2 separate regions of the Mus musculus genome follow, and region 1 is linked to region 2. A link is a loop called in an ENCODE intact Hi-C map of the cell type or tissue named here. Cell type or tissue: gastrocnemius. All regions are shown on one strand. Links, peaks and the distances in the headings refer to the core of each region. The heading gives the core; the rest is flanking DNA. Region 1 has its middle 35 kb from the start of Gm12408. Region 2 holds the start of Gm22055 (a small nuclear RNA gene).

The links. Peaks named below come from ENCODE experiments on the same cell type or tissue, not always from the same donor. Only the 100,000 strongest peaks of a DNase experiment are listed, where the experiment ranks them.
Region 1: it touches region 2 in a loop (2.1-fold over the local background); 5 of 42 quality-filtered maps call a loop at or near these places.

Annotation. Positions count from the first base shown.
Region 1 is chr4:45,600,311-45,609,124 of GRCm38, reverse strand. No RefSeq gene overlaps it. Among named protein-coding and RNA genes, the nearest start is that of Gm12408, 35 kb to the left of the region's middle. In gastrocnemius, for the core only: no CTCF peak of the experiment used is centred there; DNase peaks (open chromatin) are centred at 2,353, 3,233 and 4,522.
Region 2 is chr4:45,545,903-45,554,716 of GRCm38, reverse strand. It overlaps Gm22055 (a small nuclear RNA gene), which reads right to left and starts at 5,974; the gene lies at 5,868-5,974. It also overlaps the pseudogene Gm12411. In gastrocnemius, for the core only: a CTCF peak has its summit at 5,005; a DNase peak (open chromatin) is centred at 4,988.

The DNA.
Region 1 (8,814 bases), core at 2,078-7,077, 55 kb before region 2:
TGTCAGCAATGTCCGAACTGTGAGAGGAAATCTGAATTCTGAAGAAGTGTTCAGGGATACCGCCTCCAGTCTACAGAGGCTCCTTCTCCTGCTTCCTTGGTTCAAATGGGTGGCCTTTTCTCTTTTTGCTGCTCACATCTATTGACTATCCGCCTCCCACCAAGCGTTGCTCTGAGAGCCTTGCTTCTGTGACTTATTTTACCAATGAGAAAAGTAAGGTGCTTGCTCAAAGCTGCATAGCTAGTAAATAGTAGAAATGAAATGTGAACAGGCTGGTTCCAGGGTCTGGGACTCGATCTTATGTCACGCCCCATTATTCTCCTCCTCCTCAGTGTTCCCAAGGCCTTCCAGCTCTCCTCCGTCATGACTATAGTGCACTGCTGTGAATGCCCGCATCCCCTCCCCCAAAGCCAAAGCCAAAGCCATTCCCAGCCACTGACCCAGAGCCCTTACCAGGAGATGGGCCTGGGGAGTGGATGGGTTTGGTGCGATTGAAATAGCATTAGTATCCTTTCAAATGACACCCAGAGAGCTCGTGCATCCTTCCCATCATAGGAGGACACAGAAAGATGTGGGACCTGGAGAGCCCACACCAAACAGTATCTGACAACACCTCGATCATCTTGGACCTCCTGGCCCATGAGATGAAAAAATTCTCTGCTGAGCCTGAAATGAAGTACACACCTTAATCCTATCACTCGGGAGGCAGAAGCAGGAGGATCTCTGTGAGTTCCAGGCCAGACTGGTCACCACAGTAAGTTTCAGGACTACATAGAGAGGGCTACATAGAGAGAACCATTCTGCTCCAAAAACAGAAATCTACTAATTATCAGCTAGCCATTATTTTGTTCTTTACATTGTTGCAAGGAGGGGGGTGTTTTATTACAATGTTCCAAATACTATATTTCTGTACTAGAAATCTAGGCTGACTGGTCAGACTGCCCTAGTAGTGAGGACTGGGGTGGGTTTATTCTTGCCCCTTGTGGCAAGCCAGTGGGTCAGCTGTACTCTTAGTAACCATTAGTAGCTATTACTAGTACACTAGTACTGGAGTGTTTAGCAAACCTTTATACAGAGACAGAGGGAGGTCAGGCGGCAAGGGCCAGGTACTGATCACTAGCTCGGTTTTGTACCTGACTCTGCAGACACAGAAAGAAACGTAAATAGTCCTCGGAGCCCCCAAAGCCCGGACTGTCTGAGCTGACAGATCTCAAAGCTGATTACAAAAGCCTGGGGTGCCACTGTCTGCCATGCCCAGACAAACCCTGACTCACACAGGAGAATTCTAGTGAGGTCACACACAGCAGATAATATCTCTAACAGCTCCTTCCCAGACTTGAAGTCCATCACACTAGAAAGGCAGGCAGATAGATGGTGACTCTGGGCAGCCAGCCCCTCCACCCCCACGGCCTCTTCACCTCCACCTCAGTCAGAAGCCAGCTGAGGTGGGCAGAACAGGTCCTGTAAGAGGCAGGTGGTTCAGACATGGTCCCTGGACACAGAGATTTCACTAGCAGGTAGGCAAGGTAAACCACAGGTGCAGTCACTGCCCACAAACACTCTGAACCCCCACATGCAGGTGAAGGGAGACAGACTGACAGGTTATAGCTTCCAAGCACACACGGAACCAAACCTTGACTTTGCAGGTACAGAAACTGAGAGCGGAGGTAAAGGGGTCATGTCTATAGCCACCAATAGGTGGGTAGCAAAGCCAGGACTGGGAGCCAGGTCCCCCTTTCACCCTCTTCATATTTACCCCAGTTTGAAAGGCAGAAATTATGGCAACTTCATAAGCGCCGACTCTCTCTGATCCTTGCTAAGATTTGAATGACAGCAGGTGAAATGATTTGATGACCTCATTCACAAGGCTCCCAGAGACAGTGGCTTCCATTCTGGATCAGCTATAACTGTCACAGTCATCTCACTCTAGAATCTGCAATTCCAGAGAGGTACATGGCATGGGTCCCCCTGGGGGAGGGGAGGACAGAATCATGCTTGCCCCTCCATTGAGGGGCTTTCTTCCTGGGGGTGTGGTGTTGGACCCCTGGGGCCCAGGTGTGGGTACCTTGATGGATCCCAGATAAGTGGGCACACAGTAAGACACACATCGATACTGGACATCTCTTCAGCTTCATGAAGACCTGGTAGGAGTCTTGGTCTTTCCAGCCTGTGGAAGTTTAAGGTGAGTACAGGGGGTCTTGTAGACCACAGCCTGGGGAGCGCCTGGCACCCCAAGCCCAGGTTTCTCCTCTGTAAAATGGCAGTTTGGGTTAAGAGAACCAAGCAGTTGACACAGACCAGGCTGCTCACGTGTCTTAGGAGCTCAGCACTGGTGTCAGCTGATGGCTGTGTGCCAACAGTGACCACAGCGGAGGGACTTTCTAGAGTAGACGGAGGCCACAGGTCCCAGGCAGGATGTGAAGGGTCTGAGAGCCACGAGGGCTAGGGTTGGGGGACACTCACTCGTCAAGGTTGAATCAGACAGGACCGTGAGTAGAACACACAGAGCCTGGAGCAATTCAAGCAGCAGGGCAACAGACAATGGGGAATAGAAATGATGGATGTCATAAAAAAAACAAAACAGCTGGAGGATGGTGTCAGCTTTAGTGAGGTAAGTCAGCGAGGCCCTGCGGCACTCCAGCCCATGTATTTAAACATATTGCTCAGGCCCTCCCAGCATCTAGTGCAACATAGAAAGCCATCAATTTTTGCTGGGTGAGAGAAAGAATGATTGCTCAGGCAGAGGTCTGACCCCAGCTCCGCTCACTTGGTTTTATTTGTTTCTGCTAGATTTCTGTTATCGTCGTTTGTTTGTCCGCACACAGGGTCTTGCCACATAGCCCAGGCTAGCCTCAAATGTGTGGTCTCTCTATCTACTTTTCTTTCTTTGCTTGTGGTGCCAAGGATTAACCTTAGGGCCTCACATGCCTGAGGCGAGTGCCCTCCACTGAGCCACATCTCCAGCCCTTCGGTTGTTTTACATATTAAGCTTCTATATGGATTTTCTTTTTAATCACAAAATTTTTAACTAAAATAAAAACCCAATAACCTTTTTACTGCTGGGAAAACTGAGGTCAATAAAGGCAGAGGCACTTGGTCAAGGCTCAGAGTTAGGCAGCCATCCCAGATGCAGGTACCTCCTTCTCTCTATCCTGTTACGTCATCTTCCAGGATGCTGAGGCTGAGGCCAAGAGCTGGGGTGGGGCTGGGCAGGACCTGGGGCCTAGTGCCAAAGGGTAGGACAGCTAGCCTTTGCTCAGTGCTCCCACTGCTGAGAACAGAGTGCAGCCCATCGGAGGCGGTGCCTACGATTTACACACCAAGGCATTCATCATTGTGCTATTTGTAATATTGAAAAGTTGGAAATGGCTCAGAAACAGGCTCATAAATTATGCCACAGCCTTTGGTGGACTGTAGAGCCACCCAAGTTCATCTCTCTGGAGACTGCTGAGCATACACACACTATGGGGAAAGCTGGTCCTGATTTTTAAGATAGTTATTTTGGGGAGGCTTGGGCTAGTGTAATGGGTAGTCATTGCTTTCTGCATGAGGGTCCACCCCCTCTATTGTTTTGGTTTTTTTCTTTTTGTTATTGTTTACGATAAGCATAAATGATCTACAATAAACAAATCCACGAATGTAAACAGAATTTAGGATTCCCTGCTCAGGCCAAAGGTGCCAGCCACACCAAGCCCTTCGCTTTTCAGATCCCCACACAGTGTCTTCGTTCTCACCCTTGTGTTTCCTGACCCTGGGAATGTCACACAGCTTAACACAGATGCAGCGTTTAATCCGTCTCACAGCTCAGGCTCCACATTTTAAGAGGCTTATTCCTAGTGACTGAGACGACATTAAAGATCCCGAAGATACCCTAATACACACTTGCATTTAGGAAAATGAAGTTCAAATGCTCAGGAGCCAAAGCCCCAAAAGGTACTTTGTGTTTTCATGCTCTTTAGTTTCAAGCAATGTGCGGGCTCTTCTTCCCTCAGAGACCTAACCTTCTCTTCCCTCCCTACCAGACTTATCACTGGCATTACTAATCTCAGACAGCACACTGTGTGTGTGTGTGTGCTCGTGCGTGCCCGCACAACACATGCATACTTGGTACCAATAGAGGTCATAAGAGGGCATCAGATCCCCTGAGACTAGAATTACAGACAGCTGGGAGCTGCCATGTGGGTGCTGGGAATTGAACCTGGGTCTTCTGGAAGAGCAACCACTAAGCTATCTCTTCAACCCCAAACCCTGTGGGACTTTGAAAAAGTCACTTGGTCTCTCTAGGCCCCAGTTTCTCCTTCCATAAAGACATTCCCAACTTTTGACTCATAGCATCTCTCAGTTCTTTATGGTTAGCTTCTTAATCTCTTCTCTGTTAGTAACAATACAAAACTACAGATCAGGTAAGTTTAAGTTTTAAAGAAAGGAAGTTGATTATATTTTAGCCTGTGGCTTGGGTTTAGCTCAAGGTATCAGCTGATAGACAGCCTTCTAGCTGGTAAAGTTCCAAGGTGGCCCAGGGTACCACATGGTGAGAGGAAAGATGCTCTTGAGAGACCCAGCCAAAAGATTTGTACTGAAGATCTGCTTTGGAGATAATGAGAACCTGCTAATCCATAAATCCATTAGTCACACAAATGGGGGAGGTATTCATGCGGGCAGAGCCCTAATCACCTTCTCAGGATTTCACGCAGACTAAATTTCAAGTCGAGTTTCAGACAGGCAAAGGGCTGATGGTTTCTAATTGGACAGTCTGGGGCCTCTGCGCCCCATGGACTGGCTGTTTTCTGCATCAGCTCAGAAGTCTTTGGAGAAGTAGCAGCAGCATCCTTTAAAGGAGGTGTGGGACCGATTGGGCATCCTAAACAGGTAAATCATTCTTATCTGAATCTTTATGGGCTCCTGGTACCTCATTAAATGTCCAAGCCCCCAGGCGCTGAATCACAGTGTCTCGTCCTGAATGGCTCTTCTCAGAGTTCCGGTTGTGCTGGGAATTACAGTGTCAGGGTAGCTTCAAGCCCCTTCATCTTGTGTGTGGCACCCATGTTTTTATGGGCTATGAATCCTGAGAGCCTAGACTCCCTCCATCCCGTGGTTACTAGAGAAGGCCTAGCAAAGCAATTGCCTTGGAGTCTATACTGATAGCTGTCCCCTCACAGGAACACACTGACCTCTCAGTGGAGAATCGTTGGCTCTCAGCTCTGTTCCCACCCGGAGGCCCAGACCCTGCCTCTTTGAGGCTGAGCACACTCCTTCTAGAGGTCCTCATACCACCTAGGGATTCACAGTGTCAGAACCATGAATAGAGTCTTTGCCTCTGGCTCAAACCCAGAAAAGTAGCTGTGGTGACAAGCCAGAGGGAATTGTTTGGGAACCCTGAGAACAGAGAGTAGACGAGAACTAGGCTCCTCTCAGCTTATACCTGATGCAAAATTCTCCATTTCCCTGCTGGCTCATCAGTCTCAAAAAAACAAGCCAAAACAACTCAATTCTAACCAAAATCACAGCAGACATGTGTTACCTTTTATGAGACAGTCTCACTAACCTTCTGTCTTAGTCAGGGTTTCTATTCCTGCACAAACATCATGACCAAGAAGCAAGTTGGGGAGGAAAGGGTTTATTCAGCTTACATTTCCACATTGCTGTTCATCACCAAGGAAGTCAGGACTGGAACTCAAGCAGGTCAGGAAGCAGGAGCTGTTGCAGAAGCCATGAAGGGATGTTCCTTACTGGCTTGCTGCCCCTGGCTTGCTCAGCCTGCTCTCTTATAGAACCCAAGACTACCAGCCCAGGGATGGTTTCACCCACAAGGGGCCTTTCCCCCTTGATCACTAATCCATGCCTTACAGCTGGATCTCGTGGAGACATTTCCCCAACTGAAGCTCCTTTCTCTGTGATAACTCCAGCTGTGTCAAGTTGACACAAAACTAGCCAGTACAGTGCCCAAGCTAGCCTTAAACTCTGGAATTCAAGCAATGCTCCTACCTGGGTCTCCTGCACTTAGGATTACAAGGAAATGCTGCTGCTACAGCCCTTCTTCTTGCCCATTTCTTCCTCTCTTCCCACTTCCTTCCTCTCCTCCTCCTCCTCGCCCACCTCCTCCTTCTAGACAGGGTCTCAATATGAAGCCCTGTGGCCTAGAACTCACAGGCATCCATCTGCCTCTGTCTCTGCCTCCTGATCAATGTGATTGAAGATGTGAGCCACTCCCCCACTGCCCCACATACTGCCCTCCGCCTTTCTTTCTTTTTGGTTTTTAGAAACAAAGTGTCCCTCTGCATCCCCACCTGGCCTGAACTCAGGGCAACCCTCTTGCCTCAGCCTGCAAAGTGCTAGGATTGTGGTAAGCGGGACTTAAAAACAATCCTGTCGTTAGCATATTGTTTCCTGGTGCTGTTACACCCTGTTACTCTTCTACAGGTCTGGAGGGTCAGCAGTGTGAGATGGATGTTAGGGAGCTGAAGGCAAGGTGTCTGCAGGTGGATCCTTTGGGGACTCTAGTAGAGCAGCCCCTTGTGTCTTCTCCGGCTTGGGAGGGAGGCTGCCAGCATTCCTGGACATGTGGCCACCTGACCCCCAACTTCTGCTCCCATCTGCAGTGGTCTTCCTGTCTCCCTCTTCTAAGGATCTTTGTGGTCACACAGGACCCACTTATACAACTCAGGATGGCCTTCGTGTCTCAAGGTCCTTCAGTCAGCCACATCTGCAAAATCTTGCTTAGCAACTCCTGCTCTGCACCCTGTCATCAGCTCCGACAACCAACTGAGCAAAATTATCCAAAACACCTTTGAAAACTAAGAAGAATAAGAGTAGCTTTGCCATCTTATACACTTTATAACCCTGATAATTGAAAGCACATACTATGTAGGAGAGCATATCAATAGCAGCAAGGGAATGGACGTTGATTCAGTTACATGGAAAAGTCATTTTAAAGTAGATGTAGCACATCAAACACGTCGGGAAAGGCATGAATTAGGTTTTATTTAGCCTGTGTCTCGGTGAGTCCACTCCTCAGGGACAAGCCATTCCTGCTATGGTTGCCATTTGAAGTAGACCCCAGAGGCTTATATTTTACGGGCTTATTCCCCAGCTGTCGTGATCTTTAAGGAGGCTGTTGAACTTAGGAGGTAGGACCTGTCTGATGGAAATAGAGGAGATAAGAGGAGAGGAGACCTCTGGAGGTTAGACTGTCTCCCTGGTTCTAGGTCCATCTCAGCTGCCATCACCACCGTGGCCATGATGTCCCCACTGTGATAGACTGAGACCCTTTGAAACCATGAGTCAAAATAATTCTTCCGTGAATTGTTTCCTTCAGGTATTTGGGTCACTGCCGCACAAAGGTAACTGTAGAGTCTTCACGATTTAAACTAAGCTTAGATTCCAAATACGTACTCCAAATGTTTACTGGTGTTTTAGTGTTAGGAAAGATTTCTCAGTTGAGAAGCAATAAAACTTCCAGGTATGATGGTTCATGCCTTTGGGCCCAGCACTTGGGAGACTGGAGCTAGGGGATTGCTGCAAGTTGAAGGCCAGCTTGGGCTAGATAGCAAGCTTCTAGGATAGTGTGGGATACAGAGTATAGTATGACACTGCCTCAAAATAACATACATACATATACATATACATATGTATATACATATGCATATACATATGCATATACATACATACACACAGAGATACATACACATATATACATACATACACACATAATATATACATACTTATACATACATACACACATATACATACATACATACACATATTCATGCATACATATATACACACACATACATACACACATACACACGCAATAATCGCTAAACAAGTAAAAAAAAAAGTCTATTAAAAAAAAGTTCATGAAAAGCCTCAGGCTTTCTATTGCGTACAGTGAAGTCTGAATAGACAGTAAGAATAAGAAAAAGTGTTCAACATCAAAAGTCATCAGAAAAAAATGGAAGTTACAATTACAATGAGATATTGCTGTAACCTACCAGAGTAATTAAAAATTAAAACCTTTTTAACACCACACATTGGCAACGCTATGGAGAAATGGAAAATACGCATGCAGCCGGTGGCAGTAGAAATGGTGCTGCCATCTCTCTAGAAAACAATAGATCCCAAAGCAGTTAAACATGTGTGTCATGTGGAACCTATCCTGTTTGTGCTCTGGTGTTTACCCAAGATAAATAAGAACAAACATCCTCAAAAAAGCTGGCACAAGAAAATCCACCTGAGTGTTATTCATTGCCGAAAAATGCTAGGAACATCTCCAGTGTCAATCCACAAGAGAAAAAACCCGCACCGCTATGCAGTGCTCACACAAGGGAATGTCACTGAGCAATAAAAAGAAACAGCGTCTCAACAGGAACAATGTGGAGCACATTATGTGAAGTAACAGAGGCCAGATGCAGAGGAGCCCAGCCTCACAGCTGATTTAATGCGGAGTGCTGGAGCATAAAGGGGATAGGAATCTGCCTCTGGCTCGGCAGGGCGGGCTGAGACTGGGTAGGAGGGAAACAGGCCACAGGAACAGGACAATTCTGTGTCCTGATAGAAAGATGGGGTACTCTGGGATGTACGTCGATCAGAACTCATCATAAGCTTCAGCTCTATGTATTTCAGCAACAGCAAGATACTAAAATAAATTAAATAAACATAAAGATAAGTGGTAAATTTGTAGGAGATGTAACAAAGTCTGGTAACTTGAATATATATAAAAACTATCAGGGATCAGTTTACAAATTAACATTTAAAAGAGAAAAAGGAAATGTGAACTTCTCTGCAAGAGGTGAATATAGAAACATGGACACACAC
Region 2 (8,814 bases), core at 2,298-7,297:
GATTCTGATTTACAGCAGGAACAGTAATATAGGTGAGTCTTGAACACATTATGCTGAGAGAAGTAGGAACTGCTACATGGCTCGGCTTATGTAGGCAAATCAGTAGACGCAGAGTTAGAGGGTAGTTTCCAGAGGGAGCCGGTAGGAAGGAAGGAAGGAGGAGCTACTATTTAATGAATACACTATTGCAGGTTAGCAAGAAGAAACACTTGCAAAGTAGAAGAGACATTTAGCAACACTGCATTGTACATTGAAGAAGGGTTGGGATGGTGGGGTGTGGTAGGGTACATCCTTATTTCTAGCATTCACAAGACTGAGGCAGGTGGATCTCTGAGTTCCAGACCAGCCTGGCCCACAGAAAGTGTTCCTCTCCTAAGCTACCTTTTTTTTTTTTTTTGACCCTGTCTCAAAAAACAAAAACAAAAAAATCCCCAAAAACAAAAAACAAAAAACAACAACAAAAAAACCCAAACAAACCAAGAATGGTTTAAAATTGTATTATGCAGTTTCTATCACAGTTTTAAGAGGAAGGCTGAGGATGTGGCTCAGGATACAGTTTTTGCCTAACATGCAAGAGACCTTGGCTTTGGCTTTGGCTTTGGTCTTGCTAATTTCTGCCCGTTAAAAAGTCCAGGTTGAATAAATGATCAGCCATTGTAAACTTATTCCATGAACTTGAACTACAGTTCTCTAATGGCTTAATGGCACCCTCCATCCTCCATGATCACATAAGTTACTTCCTATAACACCTATGGCAAGACCAGGCTAGTCATCGGACAAGGAGGCCCCACAGTCTAAGTGGCCTACCATGGAGACTTTCTAACTCCTGGATGGAAGCCCTTAGTAAACAATGGTAGCCTCTGAGCTTTGCAGGTTTAAGTTTTATATAGAGGAAGATGGAGTCAGTCCATGATGAAGGAAGGAAGGCCAGGGGTACAGGAGACTGGATGTACTTCCACAGGCTTATAATTCCCTCATTTGGGCAGTAGAGTTAAGAGGATCAGAAATTCAAGGTCATTCTTGAAACACAGCAAGTTCAAGGCCAGCCTGGGTTAATGAGACCCCTCCTAACCATACACATGCTCTCTCTCTCTCTCTCTCTCTCTCTCTCTCTCTCTCTCTCTCTCTCTCTCACACACACACACACACACACACACACACACACACTGTCCCTGTAGGGACCTTATCTTCAGGGTGGACCCAGAGCTGCCACAGGCTGGAGGTGTTTCATGTTTGTCTTTGGTTGTTGTGGGTTTTTGAGGTGCTGGGGATTAAAACCAAGACCTTAATATCTATATGTCTGTCTGTCTGTCTGTCTGTCTATCTATCCCTATACCTAGATCTATCTAGTGCATTTGAGTTGTTCCCAGTGTAGAAGGAGGAACAAACTAAGAGCAACTAAACATAAACCAACATAGGAAAATAAAATGCTGTGAGGCAAGAGGCAGAGAATACAAAGAAGGGATTTGTGGAAAGAAAAAAAGATCATTATAGAAATGTGGCTCCAGATCTCAGTAGGTAAGACTGAGATGAAGCCGAGGCTGAGACACACCTTCTGCAGGTGGCACTGACAACTGTGGAGCCCGTGGGAATTAGGAGGCCCCCAGCTCCTAGCTTACAGTCTCGGAGAAAATACGTGACGACGACGACAGTTAGATTTGAATTTCAAATAAACACCAAGTGCATTTTTAACGTTAGTATTTATCTCCCAGATGCACTCAACAGCAACTGTAGACAAGGAACTGAACGTATATGGGCTCCTACACGGTCACTTGCTGCATCTGGCCACCCTCCCCTGAGGTGTGGACAACTCTTTCTAGCCTGACAGTAGGCCAAACTCTGTGTGTCCCCTCTGACCTAGTTTCTGGGTTGTCACCTTCAAGAGTCATTAGGCATTCTTGACTTTGGGTTTAGAAGGACCTTAGGAATGCCAGCAGGTTGTCAAGTGCCACTGTGCTGCTAACAATCCCTCTCCCCAGCCCCCAGACAGAGATGAAAGGGAAACGGCTCCTTTGTTGTGTTCTGGAAGGTGACAGTGTCGGCCATTTTTATATTGGCTTCTTTATCTTTTTGAGGTCAAAACTCCCCATACACACAAACCCTGGTCTTAATTAGCATTACAGTAGGAGGACTCCACTCTCTTCCTGGCCTCATGGTTGATGTGTGTATGTGTGAGAAATACCAGCTTAATCAAATATCTGCAAACAAGAATGCTTGTGGAGGCATGTCCTGAGGGTAGACCCAGAGATGCTACAGGCTGGAAGGGTTTCATATTTTTTGGTTGTTGTGAAGTGCTTGGGATCAAAGCCAGGGCCTCATATATACTAGGTAGGTGCTCTACCACTGAGCTACACTCCCCCAATACCTACCCCTTCCTCCCCCCCCCCCCCCCCCCCCCCGCCACCATCAGACAACTCTTAGGACTTCTCTAGCTTCCTCCCAGGCTGGACCTTTAAAGCGTCAGGACAGCCACAGCAAGCAAAGTTGCTTAAACTTCACTAATAGCAGGACGTGGCACCCTACAACCAAGTCAGAAGCTAGGGAACTAGAAGGCGGTGCTTAAGACCCTCCCTTCGTCCATAAAACATGTCAGGCAAAGTCATTTCATGCCCCAGCGTCTGTGCACTGTTCCAGAAAGATACACCTATTCATCTCTCTCAAAAAATGTTTATGGGGGAAAAATGTTTGTGAAGCGACGTCATCCCCAGGAGAAAACTAGCTCTCAGGTGAGATGCTCCCCTTTGTGGGATAGCTGTTTCTGTGGAAACCTTGACAATGGGGCTAGTGTTTGGCTTACATGTAGAATGCCTGAAAGCACCAGGCAAAGGTAGTTTTGGAAAAAAAATCCCAGAAGCAGAGAGGCTTAAGTGTCTGCATGTATGACCACTCCTAAAATGGATTTTCTGAGATTAAAGGAGAGAGGGAGGGAGACTCTTTCCTTGTTGATGCATTCAGGCCAGACAACACCAGATAGTCATAATAGCTGAAGGAAATGATAACCCCACACACCAAAACCTATTTCAGCCTTTACAGGCTGAGGCTGTACAAGACTCTCAAAAGCCATCCTTCGAAGCAAAAAGGCATTCTGGTTGACTCTGAAACAGAACAAAAGTTTCCTAATGAAATGGAACTAAAATCCAGGAAATCCTACCTTGTATCAGCTCTAGGAACTGTTTGATTTAGCAAGAATAATTTTTTTTTGCAGCTGTTATATTTGAAAGCAATTAGTGGTCTCATCCGCATCAAGGAACTCCTCAGAAATTATAACCACTGGAAATTAAATTAGCAAAATTGTCTTGAAGTGAACTACAAAAATGCCCCCAAACCTATGTTAAGAGAAAAATTAATCACATTTTTCAGCAGGCTGTGGAGTGTGTCTAAAAGTTGGACTGCCTTGGCTGTTACAAAGGTTTTTGAACAACACTGGACCAATGGGTCAGGGCCCATAAGAAGTTTTAATGAGAGCAGCTGCACCCAGGAAGGGGTAATGAAGAAAGGCTTTTGTGAGCATCTGAATTGATTTATTCAAGCCACCCCAGAGACCACTTAAGCTGGAAGGCCCCTGATTATCACTGAGTCCCACGCAAAGGTAGGGCGGGCCTCTGGGTCTCTAGACACCAATCCTTTTTGTGTAAGTGGGATAAGACACCTGAGGCTCAGAGAAGATGAGGTCACTGCTTGGGTCACATTCAAAGCACTAACCAGGGGCACAGACTTGGGGGTATAGGACCTACAAGCTAAGGAATGAGACTCTCAGATTCCTATACCCCAGACTCTGCCTTCCTCACTACAGACACAGACTTCTTCCCCTCTGCCTTCTTTACTAAGTTCTCATCCCTTTGTCTCTAAAGTTTAGCTGAAGCTTTTGATGGTCACTTGCCACTTTCTACTTTGGGGTATGTGATGTATTGCTGGCAAGCATACCCTGTGTGTTGAACACAGAAGCCAGAGGACATTGGGCATCCTTCCTCTATTTCTCTCATCTTATTGGGGGTGGGAGGACAGTGTCTCTCATTGAACCTGAAGCTCCCTGTTTTTGCAAAGCTAGCTCCTGGGACCTTCCTGTCTCCATCCCATAGTGCTAGGGTTACAGGCAAGTATGGCCATGCACCCATTTTATATGGGTGCTGGGGATTTGAACTCATGCCTTCTCCATTCCATAGGTGACACTCTTTTTTTTTTCCCCCTGGTGCTGGTATTTTATTTCTTTGTGTCCATTAGGCCATGAATTTGTATGGAATGGGCTCCAACAGCTCAGGCTCTTTTCCATTAGTCCTCACAAAGTGTGCTTCTCTGGGTGGCGCAGGCTGGCGCTTCAGCTGCACCCAGGTGCCCTTCTCTTTGGCTTCCTTTTTCTTCTGGTCGTTCTCCTTCACCCGCTTCAGGAAGCTGTCTCTGCTCTTTGAGTGCTTGATGTGCTCAATCCGCACATTGATCCTCTTGGCCAGAATTTTGCCCTTAACCTGCTTGTTGACAATGATGCCCATGGCATGCTGGGTGACATTGTAGACTCTTCCGGTTTTGCCGTGGTAGCACTTATGGGGCATTCCTTTTTGAACAGTGCCCATTCCCTTGATGTCTACAATATCACCCTTCTTGTAGATTCACATGTATGTGGCCAAAGGAACAACGCCATGTTTCCTAAAAGGCCTAGAGAACATGTACCGGGTGCCTCTCCTCTTTCCCTTTGTGTTCGTCATTTTGGCGAGTTACTGGAAGATGGCTGTGGCAGCCCCATAGGTGACAGTCTTCCCCACTGAGCTGGCTTCACAGCCCTATTCTGCTTCGTTATTAGAGTCCAGCTCATATTCTTAGATGACTATTGACCAGGCACCTGTCGCCAAACCTTCTGACTACCCCATTTCTTTGGTAAATCACCCAAGCCAAGGTCTCTGCCTTCCAGGATTCCAGGACGCAGATAGCCTACTGGATGACCCCACAGCTGCCACAGGAGGCTTTGCACTGGCATATGCCCTCTGCCTCCCCCTTGTGTCCACAAGAGAGCAGCATGGCTGCGATTTGGGCGGGCCTACATGTGCCAAGCACATTTAAGAGTTATCTTGACTATTTTTTCTGGAAAGGCTTCCTTATTCTTGGTTGCGGGTATGTGGGTGGCATCCCCTTCTTCACTCCTACTCCTCCAATTAATTGCCCCTGGCAACTTCAGCCTCCCCATGGGGCAGTCAATCCATCAATTCCTAAGCAGCGAGCACCAGTCAAGGGTGATAAATCCGGGAAGGGGGAACACAGAGGGGATGTAAGTTGTAGCTCACGATAAGAAATCAAAACACTCCCACAGGTATGAATCCCTGAGTTGGAACCCCTGGTACCACATAAACATACCACGAAGACCCTCATCTGTGATTTCAACACCGGGGGGATGGAGGCTGAAGGATCAGAAGTTCAAGCTCAGCTTCACGGTAAATCTGAAGCCAGTTGGGCTACACAAGACCTTGTCTAAAAATAAGTAAGTTAATAAATTAATGAGTATGACTGAGCTTTGACTATGCTGTTCCAAGAACTTTAAGAATTCAGAGCTGGGGTGGGGAGTGAAGGTGGTAGGCCTCTACAGAGAACATATTTTACAGTCTTTGGAAGGCAAGAAGTATTGTGAAAACAAATGGCAAAAAAAAATGCATTTGAAAAGAAACAGGCAGTCAGAAGTAAGATGAAAAGGACGGCTGAGGGACACAGTACAGCAGTATAGCACTTACCTAGCGAGTGTAGGGTGACAGGCAAGTAGGTGACAGGTAGGGTTTGACTGCTGTGAACAGACACCATGACCAAGGCAACTCTTAAAAAAAAAAATATATATATATATATATATATACACATATATGTATGTATGTATGTATGTATGTATGTATGTATGTATATCATGCTTCATGAATCAGCAAGTAATTCTTGTGCAGGGGCCATGCTAATCTTCTCTGTATCATTCCAGTTTTAGTCTATGTGCTGCTGAAGCGAGCACTCAAGGCAACACTTATAAAAACAACATTTAACTGGGGCTGGCTTGCAGGTTCAGAGATTCAGTCCATTATCATCAAGGTGGGAGCATGGCAGCATCCAGGCAGACATGGTGCAGGAAGAGCTGAGAGTTCTACGTCTGCCTCTGAAGGTCACTAGCAGAATACTGGCTTCCAGGCAGCTAGGATGAGGGTATTATAGCCCACACCCACAGTGACACACCTACTCTAACAAGGCCACCCCTTCTAATAGCGCCACTCCCTGGGCCGAGCATATACAAACCATCACAGGCCCTGAGTCTGTTCCCCAGAATGACAAAAACAAAACCAACTACGGCTAAAGCTGTACATCCCCAAGGAGCTAAAGAACCCTAAGACAGACGATAAAAAGAAGATGGCGTCCTTGTTATTTTTCCTTCTTCCTATTTAAACCCTTTGTCAGTCCTCTCTGCAATGCTCTGCCCTAAAGTTTTACTCTAAGACTTATATGTTCCTCCTCCTCCTCCTCTTTTTCTTCCTCCTTCCCCCACCCCCCTGCAATTCTCCAGGCCCTTTTGTTGCAAGTTACAGAAATCCAACTTCAATGAGCTTAGGTGCAAAGTAAATGGATAGGCTGAAAACAGCAGAGGCTATGAAGGCAAAGGTAAGCAATGCAGCGAGGTGGGGACAGGAGCATCCTGGAACAGGGAACTCGAAGAAAGGTGAACCTGAGAGCATCGGGAAGAATAAGACATTTTGTTATATCGCCTTTGACTCAAGAACTGCTGCCAAATTATGTTGGCTATTGATCAGGTGATCTGGGAGAGTCTTGGCTTATATTACACGTGATCTTACAAAGCTGGCAGCATCTATAATAACAAAGGAGAAAACCAGGCCCTAGGAGTAGTAAGTGATACTTACAATGGCCCAGAGATGGGAGCCAGGACTTGAACTTAATGTTGCTTCCTAGCCTATGTTCACTGCAGCCCAATGCCCCTCTTCTACAACAGGTCCTTTAATAATAACATGAAGGGCCAGACCCAATCCAAACCTGACAGGCAGAGTTGGGACATCAGAAAAGCAAAGCCATTATTTCTCTTCCATGAAGCTCAAGGAGCCATGAAAACTGGGGGTGTGGAGGTGGGGGGCAGAACTGACATCTATAATCCCAGAATTCCTGTGGAAAAGGAGAGGTGGGGAATAGTTAGAAGCTCGCCAGCTATCTAGCTTGGAGTTCCACGCCCAATGAGAGACCCCGCCTCAAACAAGAAAATAGAAGGCAGGAGCCGGCACCCCATGCCCGCTTGATGTGGGTCCCTTGAATGTGAGGAAGTTCTTCCTGCCTCTTCATGAGGTTACTTCATGGTGCTAAAGTCCGGATGATTGATAATCAAGAGCCACCAAAGCCACTGGTGGTAGTTTGAACAAGAATGCACCTCCCCCATGGAGTGTCACTGGAAGTGGGCTTAGAGATTTCATAAGCCAAGCCAGGCCCAGTCTCTGTGTGTGTCTTCTCTCTGTCTCTCTGTCTGTCTCTGTCTCTGTCTCTGTCTCTGTCTCTCTCTCTCTTACAACTTGTGGATCAGGTGTAAGCTCTCAGTTACTTCTCTAGCACCATGCCTCCCTACCTGCCACCCCCAGCCCCCACCATGATGATAATGGATCAACCCACTGAGACTGTAAGCCCCCAATCAAATACTTTTTTTTATAAGAGTTGCCTTGGCTGCTGGTGGTAGTGGCACACACCTTTAATCCCATCACTCGGAAGAGAGAGAGGCAGGCAGATCTCTGAAGCCAGCCTTGTCTACAGACCGAATTCCAGGATAGCCAGGGCTATACAGAGTGTAAGGGAGAAATAACTTTGGAGCTCTGGACAATGGGTTTTTATGGATCTTATGATGGGAATTAGGTGGAGGCCAAGGCTCTCTTTATTGAGATTGGTCATTTTGTGAACATCTTGAAGGATTCAGTAGGAGACCATACATTTCATGGATGCTCTCCTGGCCCAACCAGAGAGCTACTTGTCCACTAATGGGAAGGGCCACATGAACTATGTGTCTAGTTTCAAATGATCCATCATGGAATCTGTTTTTGCTGCTGGAGGGAAGCAGGCTCCTGTCTCTAGAGTACCTAGGGCAAAATCATGTGAAAATGTAGGTTCCCCTCGAGCTACAATGAGCCAGCTTCCTTGGAGTGGTTTAGGCACCGCTGACCTACACTGTGGGCTGAGGTAGCTGTGCCACTTTATATAATAGCAAAATTGGTCTGTTGGGAAAGCAAATTCCTGAGGTCAGTGCCTAATAATAACATAAAACAGCTATACCCACCACAAAAATGTCTGCAAATGGGAGCAAGTGGAAATAGCCATGGAGTTTATATGTTAATAAAAGACTATGCCTTAACAAGAAAGTGGAGCTTCAGGCTGGGCTTTGGGAACTCAGACTCAAAGCATACGAGAGAAATTCTGCCCAGGCTTCCAAAGAGGGCATTTACTCCTGTTGGGAAACGTTTTCCTGTGTGATTGAAACGCCCTATTCTGCCGGGAAGCTCCTAAAGCAGGAAGGTAAGCGGCTCAAAATTCCTTTCCGGAAGTCCCTGAAGCTCACCAGGTTCACTAGCCCCTCCCCGCCAGAGTAAGCAATAAAAGCTGAGGCTCCCCCTCAGAGGAAGCGAAACTGAGTTGCGAAGAAGACTCTTAGCAAGAAAAGTTGCAAAAGACACAGAGAGCAGGCCAGCTGCCTGGAAGAAACAGAGACCAGCCAAGCTGCCCGGAAGAGGCTTAAGCCAACTGAGTCACCTGAAAAGGACACTCTGCAACCTATGGAGCTGCCTGCTGGCTGTGTAGTGTGCTCCAGGTCCCCAGCTG